Regions from separate parts of the Homo sapiens genome. Here region 1 is linked to region 2. The links are chromatin loops, found by intact Hi-C in ENCODE. Cell type or tissue: transverse colon. All regions are shown on one strand. Links, peaks and the distances in the headings refer to the core of each region. The heading gives the core; the rest is flanking DNA. Region 1 has its middle 18 kb from the start of FAM222A. Region 2 has its middle 41 kb from the start of MVK.

Region 1 (4,388 bases), core at 164-4,163, 81 kb before region 2:
ACACTTAATCTGGTTTGCACTGTAGCCCTGGCGTCCTGTATGGGCCTGGCACGTGGAAGGCGCTAATAAGCATTTGTTCAGTGACTGACCGCGCACTGAATGAGTGAGTAGCTGAACCAATGAATGGCACTCGCTGGCACGCCTGCCTGGCTTCCTGGCCCTCGACCTTCTTTGCAGAGAACCAGGATGCTGGCAGCTGGGGTGGATGCAGCTAAATTTGAATCCCCTGTAACAGGAGATGCCTGGATGTGAGGCCAGCCCTGGACACTAATTTGCCTTCTCTGGAATAACCTGGTCAGCTAGATGCTGCCTAGGAGAAGCCAGGGAGAAGCTGGCTCTGGGCTGCCCACCTTTAGCGCCTGTACAGGAGCTGCAGAAAAGGCTAATCTGGAATCAGCCAGGCCTGGGTTTGAATTCCAGTCTAGATGCCTTCACCACCTTGGACTATAGTTTTTCTCATCTATGAAATGAACTTACTGATATCCTGAAGCTACTCTCTGCAATTAGAAAAGGCTCTTTTGGTCGGGCACAGTGGCTCATGCCTGTAATCCCAGCACTTTCTGAGGGCGAGGCAGGTGCATCACTTGAGGTCAGGAGTTCGACACCAGCCTGGCTAACATAACAAAACCCCATCTCTACTAAAAAAAAAAAATACAAAAATTAGCCAGGTGTGGTGGTGTGTGCTTGTATTCCCAGCTACTTTGAAGGTTGAGGCAGGAGAATTGCTTCAACCTGGGAGGTGGAGATTGCAGTGAGACGAGATCATGCCACTGCACTCTAACCTGAGAGACAGAGTGAGACTCCATCTCATGAAAGAAAAAACAAAAAAAGGAAAAATAAAAAAAGAAAAGGTCCTTTGATGAGGTGAGGGCAACACACTGGTACAGTCTGTCCTACTTCCTGGCCTCCTCATCCAAGGGAGGTCCCAGGCCGCAGCTTCCAACATGCTGAGCTTCAGGGACCCCCATCATCTTCTAATCTCTTCCACACTGATGCTGACCTCTCTCTTGGAAATTCTCACTGGGAGAAGGGCTAAAAAAGCATCCGCAGCCACTTACTGAGCACCTACTATGCGCCAGGCACTGGATATTCCTACCCTCACTGGATCCTCCCCACTGCCCTCATTTTACAGATGAGGAAATTGAGGCTTAGAGAGGGAGGACAGGGGCCCCCAAGGGCGCACAGCTGGAAAGTGCTGGGCATGGGACTAGAATCTATGACCCCCTGGCTCTGAAACAGCCTCTTCTTGGGTGATGACTCATGGCCTCTGTGACTCACAGAAAACACAAACCAAAACCCACCTCCCAGTTAGGCCCTGCAGAAGGGGAAGTTATTTAGGGGAGACTGAGAGCCAGGCAAAACAACAACAACAACAAAAACAACCTTGTAGAGACCACCTTTGATGACTACTATTGCTGTCTGATTAATGGTAATAATAACCCACGTTTTGAGTGTTTCCCACCTGCCATGCCCACTGAAGTTCCTCAAGAACTCTCTTAGGACAGGTTCAAAATGTATCCCCATTTTAAAGGTGAGGAAACTGAGGCTCAGAGAGATTAAGTAATTTGCTGGAGATCACCCCGTTGGGAGAGGCAGTACTATGATTTGAACCCTAGTGACCCCAAAGTGCATGTTCCTTGGCCAGAGGTCTTTTCCACGGATGGGATCAGGAAATGTTTGTTGATTGACTGATTGACTGAAAGAATGAATGAGCAAAAGAATGATTTAATGAATGAATGGCCAGATCTAGGATGTCTATTAGGGGTGGCAGAGGAACCTCCAAGTCCAACCCAGGCCACCCCCAGACCTTCCTCCTGACCTCCCACTGGGCCTTCTATCTCTCGGCTCATCCGGGAGTGCTGGTGAGTGGCCATCTGGTGGGGTGGAGCGAGGATAGGGGCTGGACTTCCCCAGCCTCTCTCCTACTCCGAAAGGCTCACACTCTTTGTGACTTACTGTTTGACTTTACAAGCTCCTTGGCTTTTATGAGGGTTATTTATAAAGCTCTGGGCTTTGATCCTCAGCATGAAAAAAGCCAACTCCTGTGTCTGAAAATGTCACAGGGATTAGGGGAGCCTTTGAAGTCCCCTCCTGGCAGTCGGCGCCTGCCCAGCTTCCCCTCCAAAGGGGCTCCAAGCCTGGAAGCCCTGGCCAGGGCCTAGGGGCCTTCCTCTGGGGTGGAAGTGTCCTCAGTCCAGGTGAGTGACAGATGGGGGCCTCCTACCCTTGGAACACTCCTCCCAGATGGGCACACTTCCCAGACCCAGGCACAAACAGGGCCTCCCTTGTCTCCAGATGTTGACAACATCTGTCTCTCGTGTTTATGGACAGCCAGAGGCTGCATCTCGTGTCCCTGAGCCCAGCAGTAGGGACTTTGGGGGTGCTAAAAATGGATTATTACCATTTTATTGGTAGGGAAAGCGACAAGAAATATAAATAGGAAGGTAGGAGGAACAGCTCTTAGCGAGGCAGGTAGCTGGGTCTCCTGAGGCTGTCTACTTCCTTCCGTCTTCCCAACCCTGGGGTCCAACGTTCCACCCTGCAGGTAGGGAGGGACTCCTTCGTTCCGCCTCCTGTAGTCAGACAGGTCACAGCTGGAGGGGTTTGGGCTAGCTCATGGCGGTGCAGTGGGGGCAGCGGAGAGATGGACCCAAGTAGTCCAGAGAAGCAGTGGTGTTTCCTGCTCCCTGCAATGCCCCAGTGGTGCGAGACCAGAGGGGGCGACAGGATGACCTTGTCCATCTCCTCCTCCTTTTTTTTTTTTTTTTTTTGAGACAGTCTCACTCTGTTGCCCAGGCTGAAGTGCAGTGGTGCGATCTCGGCTCACTGCACCTCCACCTCCCGGGTTCAAGTGATCCTCCCGCCTCAGCCTCCCAAGTAGCTGTCATTACAAGAGTGAGCCACCATGCCTGGCTAATTTTTGTATTTATTTTATTTTATTTTATTTATTTTTTGAGATGGAGTCTCGCTCTGTTGCCCAGGCTGGAGTGCAGTGGCGTAATCTTGGCTCACTGCAGGCTCCACCTCCTGGGTTCACGCCATTCTCCTGCCTCAGCCTCCCGAGTAGCTGGGACTACAGGTGCCCGCCACCACACCTGGCTAATTTTTTGTATTTTTAGTGGAGACGGGGTTTCACCGTGTTAGCCAGGATGGTCTTGACCTCCTGACCTTGTGATCCGCCCACCTCGGCCTCCCAAAGTGCTGGGATTATAGGCGTGAGCCACCACACCTGGCTAATTTTTGTATTTTTGGTAGAGACAGGGTTTCACAATGTTGGCCAGGCTCGTCTCAAACTCTTGACCTCAAGTGATCCGCCCACCTTGGCCTCCTAAAATGCTGGGATTACAGGTGTGAACCATCACGCCTGGCCCCCCTTTTTTTGAGACAGGGTCTTGCTCTGTTGTCCAGGCTGGAGTGCAGTGGCACAATCACTGCTCACTGCAGCCTTGACCTCCTGGGTTCAAGTGATCCTCCCACCTCAGCCTCCTGAGTAGCTGGGACCACAGGCACACACCACTATGCCCAGCGAATTAAGAAAATTTTTTTTTTGTAGAGACGGCGGGGGGGTCTCACTATGTTGCCCAAGCTGGTCTTGAACATCTGGCCTCAAGGGATCCTCCTGCTTTGGCCTCCCAAAGTGCTGGGATTATAAGTGTGAGCAAGCATGCCCGGCCTCCATCTCCATTCTTACATTCACAGTGGTCCAAGTGCTTCTAGGATGTTTTTTCCTTCACTCCTTGATCTTGAAGGGCTTCCAAGCATCTCAGTAGGCCAATACAGGGGAGGAGATGAATCCTCAGTTCATCACCCTCTGAGCTGTCCTTCCCCTCTAAAACAGGGAGCCTCGTACCATGCCAGGCTGTGTGGGGATTAAACGAGGTAATTCCCTCAGAGGGGCCCGGGTTCCCTCCTGCCTCCTCTCTGGGCTCAACTTCCTTTCTCAGGACGAAGGCAAGAAAGGAGGCAAAGCTGGGGCCCCAGCAGGGAGGAAAATGTGGGGAAATGTTCTACATAGTGATTGTGTTGTTGTTTACATGACTGTATGTGTTTGTGAAAACTCATCAAACTATACACTTAAAACCAGTGAATTTTGTTGTCTGTAAATTATACTTCAAAAGCTAAAATTATAAAAGAAAATATGCAAATAGAAAACAATTAGTCACAGGCAAGCATAGAAGATAAAAAAGTAAAACTCTCTCTGACCTTCATTCCTACTCCCCAGAAGCAACAAGGCATTCATTCATTCATTCATTCATTCATCAGTTGGTCACTCGACTATTTATTGACTGTTTACTATGTGTCATACACCATGGTAGCTGCTTTTAACAATTGTGTGTATGTGTGTTAACTCTCTGTCAATGTTTTCTGGATACACCCTGTTTCTCAGA
Region 2 (4,388 bases), core at 139-4,138:
CTCTGCCTGGTGAAGACCCCCTCTTGCCCACTGCCACCCAGAAGACTCCTCCCATAAAACGCTTCTCCAAATTTCTGGGAAGAAGGGCTGTGGTAGGCTTTTCCCTTTTACCATTGGTCTGTTCTCCTGTTCCCTGCCTGGCTCTTTACCCTGGGAAGCTGACCTCCATAGACAGCATCCAGGGGCAACTTGTCCTCTAAGTTTCAGGTGGAATCATCCAATGGGAGGCTGGGAGCGGGCAGAGGGAGAGTTTGGGGTGTCTCTGCCCAACTCAGCTGGCTTAAGTGCTGCATTCCTGGCAATAATCTGTCCCTTTGTGACGAAGGCTCCTGCTCACCTCGTGGCACCCCTCTCCATGGCTCCAGCTCCTTGTGGGATCTGGCAACTCCGTTTCTGCCCCATCAGACCTTGGAAATGAGAAGGGGGGACCTTGCTGTTTCCCGACCCTGATGGTCTCACCATCCCTGTTTGGTTTGCAACTCTGTTTACAGAACTCCCTTTACTAAACTCTCTTCGCTGGTACCATCCCAGTGGAATGCCATGTCCTGCTGGGATACTGACTGGGGCTTGGGGGAGACTATAGCAGCTCACTGTGACAGCAGCTTCTGTTGACCCTGCACCTGCTCTGCGCAGGCACCGGGCTGGGCCATGGGCTCACACCAACCCTTCGGAGACTCCCAGCAGCTCAACAGGACCGCACTATTTACAGAGAAGGATACTGAGGTTCAAAGAGGCAAGGAGACCCTTAAGGCAATGCTTGGGGAAGTGAGGACTTGGGGTTATTATTCCCCTGTCTCCCTGGCTTATCATCTTAACCCATATGATGCACACACTTGACTCTTTGCCCTGCCAGAAACCGTAGCCAGCAGACGTTGGTCTTCCTTAGACCAGACATTCTCTTTCACCCTCAGATGGCAGCCACCATGGATCCCTGAGGCGTCCTTGGTCTCCAGCTGTCTTCCACATCAGCAGCGGAAAGTCAAGCCCTAGAGAAGGGGGCTCCCTCCACAGCAGCCACCCGATCAGCCCCCGGTACCCCCAGAGTGCCTGCTCTCCTCCCAGAACTTCCTCCAGTAGAAGGAAGATCCCTGGATAGGGGTCAGTCCAGCCCCCCACTTTACATGTGGGGAAACAGGTTCAGAGAGGCAAAAAGGTCTTGCTTGAAGCCAAGAGGGAGTCACGCAGAGCTGGCCCCGACCCAGAGAGCCGAGTGGACAACCCCAGGGTTGCAAAATGAGCCTCCTCCCCCACTTTCCAGTTCGGTTTTTTTCTCTGGGCACCTGGGAGACTTTCCCAAGTTATCGATCGCCGGGGCGGCCTTCAGTCAATATGGTGCACTTTACTAATTAATCTTTTCCAGATAATTGCAGGAAATCATTGGTTGGTGTGAAGTGGGAGGTTGGAGAGGCAGCCTCTGTCCCCGACCTGACCAGAGCATCTTCTGGCAGATCCTACCCGCCTGTCCCTCACTCTTCTCTGTCTCCTTCTGGGGCTGATGAGCCACCCCCTCCAGAATCCTCAGCCAGGACTCCCGCCAGCTGTCCTGGCACTGCTCTGGATGTAGCAGGGAACACCGGGAGCAGGACGGTTCTGGTTCAAATCTCAACTTTGGCAATTATTCACTGTGTGACTGCAGACACATCATTTAACCTCCCTCAGCCTCAGCTAAAAAAAACAGACTAGAACTTATGATCTGCATCACAGGCTGCTTACGAGACAAAACAGACCAGGTGCCATGGCTTACTCCTATAATCCCAGCACTTTGGGAGGCCAAGTCAGGAGGATCACTTGAAGCCAGGAGTTCAAGACCAGCCTGGGCAACATAGTGAGACCCTGTCTCTACAAAACAATAAAAAATACAAAATTAGCCAGGTGTGGTAGTGTGTGCCCTGTAGTTCCAGTTACTTGGGAGGCTGAGGCAGGAGGATTGCTTGAGCCCAAAGTTGGGAGGCTGCAGTGAGCTATGATGGTACCACTGCACTCCATCTTGGGTGACAGAGTGAGACCCTATCTCTAAACAGCAAACAAAAAAGATGAAAACATGCTGGGTGCGGTGGCTCATGCCTGTAATCCCAGCACTTTGGGAGGCTGAGACAGGTGGATCACCTGAGGTCAGGAGTCCCAAACCAGCCTGGCCAACATGGTGAAACCCATTTCTACTAAAAATACAAAAATTAGCCAGATGTGGTGGCTCACACCTGTAATCCCAGCTACTCAGGAGGCTGAGGCAGGAGAATAACTGGAACCCGGGGAGCAGAGGTTGCAGTGAGTCAAGATCGTGCCACTGCACTCCAGCCTGGGCAACAGAGTGAGATTCCGTCTCACACATACACACACACACACACACACACACACACACACACACACAGACTGAAAACAAAAGAAGGCATTTTAATACTAATTTAAAATATGACCTCTACAGCTAATAACAGCAACTCCAGCAGCTAACGCTAAACGAGGGCTTTGCCACATTCCAGGTACTGTTCAGAGTGTCTGATAGGTACTATGATTAGTCCCCTTGTATAGAAAGGGAAACTGAGGTTCTGGCCTGAGGTCACACAGCGAGAGGCAGAGCCCCAATCTCTGCTCAGTGTGTAAGAAGCTGATCACCACCTCATGCTGTGTCACCAGGCCCAGGTGAGTGTCCTGCATAGAGCAATGTCCAAGGAGCCAGCTCTCCACTGTGCCCATCTTGGAAGCGGTAAGGAGGTGGGGGTGGGTGTCAGGGGTGGGACAGGGCTCAGGGGCAGCACCCAGGGCTTTCCTCTCTAAGTCCCCTTGTCCCAAAACTCAGGGCCTTCCTCAAAGAGCCCGAGGGAATTCTCCGGCTGGGTAAACTCAGGGTCCCCAGGAGCCTCTCCAGCCCCCACAGTCATTAATCATAACTGAACTCTCCTGGATGAAGTTTCCCATCCCTTTGGGGTTTCTGTCTCCCAGTATCACTTAATATATACCCTCATCGGGCCATATATACCTGCTCCTAATAAACCTCTATGACTTTAATGAACTAAATAGCAAATTACTTTTTTATTCAAGAATGAAATTTCATCATATTCATAATTCATATTTTATTTCAGACATCTGCTGCTGATTACATTACATTTAACTAAAATTAGATGATGCTCAGAATGCAATTAAGACTCTGCCAAATTCTTCGGCCCACCAATGCCGGCGGAGCGCAGCGGGGGCCGCGAGGAACCTAATATGTAATTAGGAGCTATTTTCTAGCTGTTTTTAAAGTCTGAAAATTAGCTGCCTTTATTAATCACACAGACAAATATAAAGTGGAACCAACGCTCGCTGAAATTTCTAAAAGGGATTTTTTGTTTAATTATACACCGCAGAGCGCTGAGACTCGTTCTGCATGTTGATTTGTTGTGCACTGACATTTTGACAACTGGTTCTCAATTTGTCTGTCGTAGTTAGGCAACAACAAAGCCGACGGTAATACTTTAACTTTCAAAACCTTCAGTGTGCCGGGGAGAGGGAGAATGGCATTCCTCACTGCGGGCCCGCAGCTTGGGCTCTCGAAGGCAGAGACACGGGGAGAAGGGCAGGTGAGGGGCGGAGGGGACTCCCGGGACGACGCCAGCTGGGGAGGTGGCTGACATTCTGGATCGGGAGTTACAGGGCCAAGGAACAAGCCCCTGTTCTGCGGGGTGGCTAAGTGGAAACCCTCCCTAATCTCTGGGCCTCAGTTTCCTCCTCTGCACCAAGAATGGGCTGGAGTCTGAGATCTTCAAGGAGCCTGTAGATGCCAAAACTCTGTCTTCTTTTCTCTGTGTGCTAATGTCTTCTGTGTAGCATCATTTGTCCCCTCGGCCTTAGCAGGGGGATGTGATTTTTTTTAGAGACTGTCTCACTCTGTAACCCAGGCTGGAGTGCAGTGGTGTGATCATAGCTCACTGCAGCCTCAAACACCCGGGCTCAAGCAAGCCTCCCTGCTGAGTAGCACCGGGGCTACAGGTTCGAACTCCCCCGCTCAAGCCAACCTCCCTGCTGAGTAGCTGGGTTACAGGTGAGAGCCACAGCACCCAGTCTCCAGAGGAATCCTTTATTATCCCAATGTGCAGAGGATGCAACTGAGACTCTGAGACTCAGCAACTTGTTAACCAACCAGCAGGTGGCCACACCAGAACTCAAACATGGAGTTCACTGACTCCACAATCTGTGGTTCTAACCACTGTATCCACCTCCCTGGCTCAGGAGCCCTGAGCAAGGGACAGCTCTCTGGGCCTCAGATTCCCTTCTGTGATGCTTGGATGTGGTAGAGTGGCACCCAGCCCTGCTGGGGGCCAGGGACAGAGTACACCAGCAGGATCACAGCATGAAGCAGGATTGAGCCCCACACAGGGACCCCCAGTCTCAGTGGAACTCCTGAGCTCACC

What was found. A loop is a pair of places that touch in the nucleus more often than their neighbours do. Peaks named below come from ENCODE experiments on the same cell type or tissue, not always from the same donor. Only the 100,000 strongest peaks of a DNase experiment are listed, where the experiment ranks them.
Region 1: it touches region 2 in a loop (2.2-fold over the local background); 4 of 110 quality-filtered maps call a loop at or near these places.

Annotation. Positions count from the first base shown.
Region 1 is chr12:109,693,884-109,698,271 of GRCh38, reverse strand. No RefSeq gene overlaps it. Among named protein-coding and RNA genes, the nearest start is that of FAM222A, 18 kb to the left of the region's middle. RefSeq lists an enhancer at 1,631-2,440. In transverse colon, for the core only: no CTCF peak of the experiment used is centred there; DNase peaks (open chromatin) are centred at 1,881 and 2,200; H3K27ac peaks cover 299 bases.
Region 2 is chr12:109,612,912-109,617,299 of GRCh38, reverse strand. No RefSeq gene overlaps it. Among named protein-coding and RNA genes, the nearest start is that of MVK, 41 kb to the right of the region's middle. In transverse colon, for the core only: no CTCF peak of the experiment used is centred there; no DNase peak of the experiment used is centred there; H3K27me3 peaks cover 1,762 bases.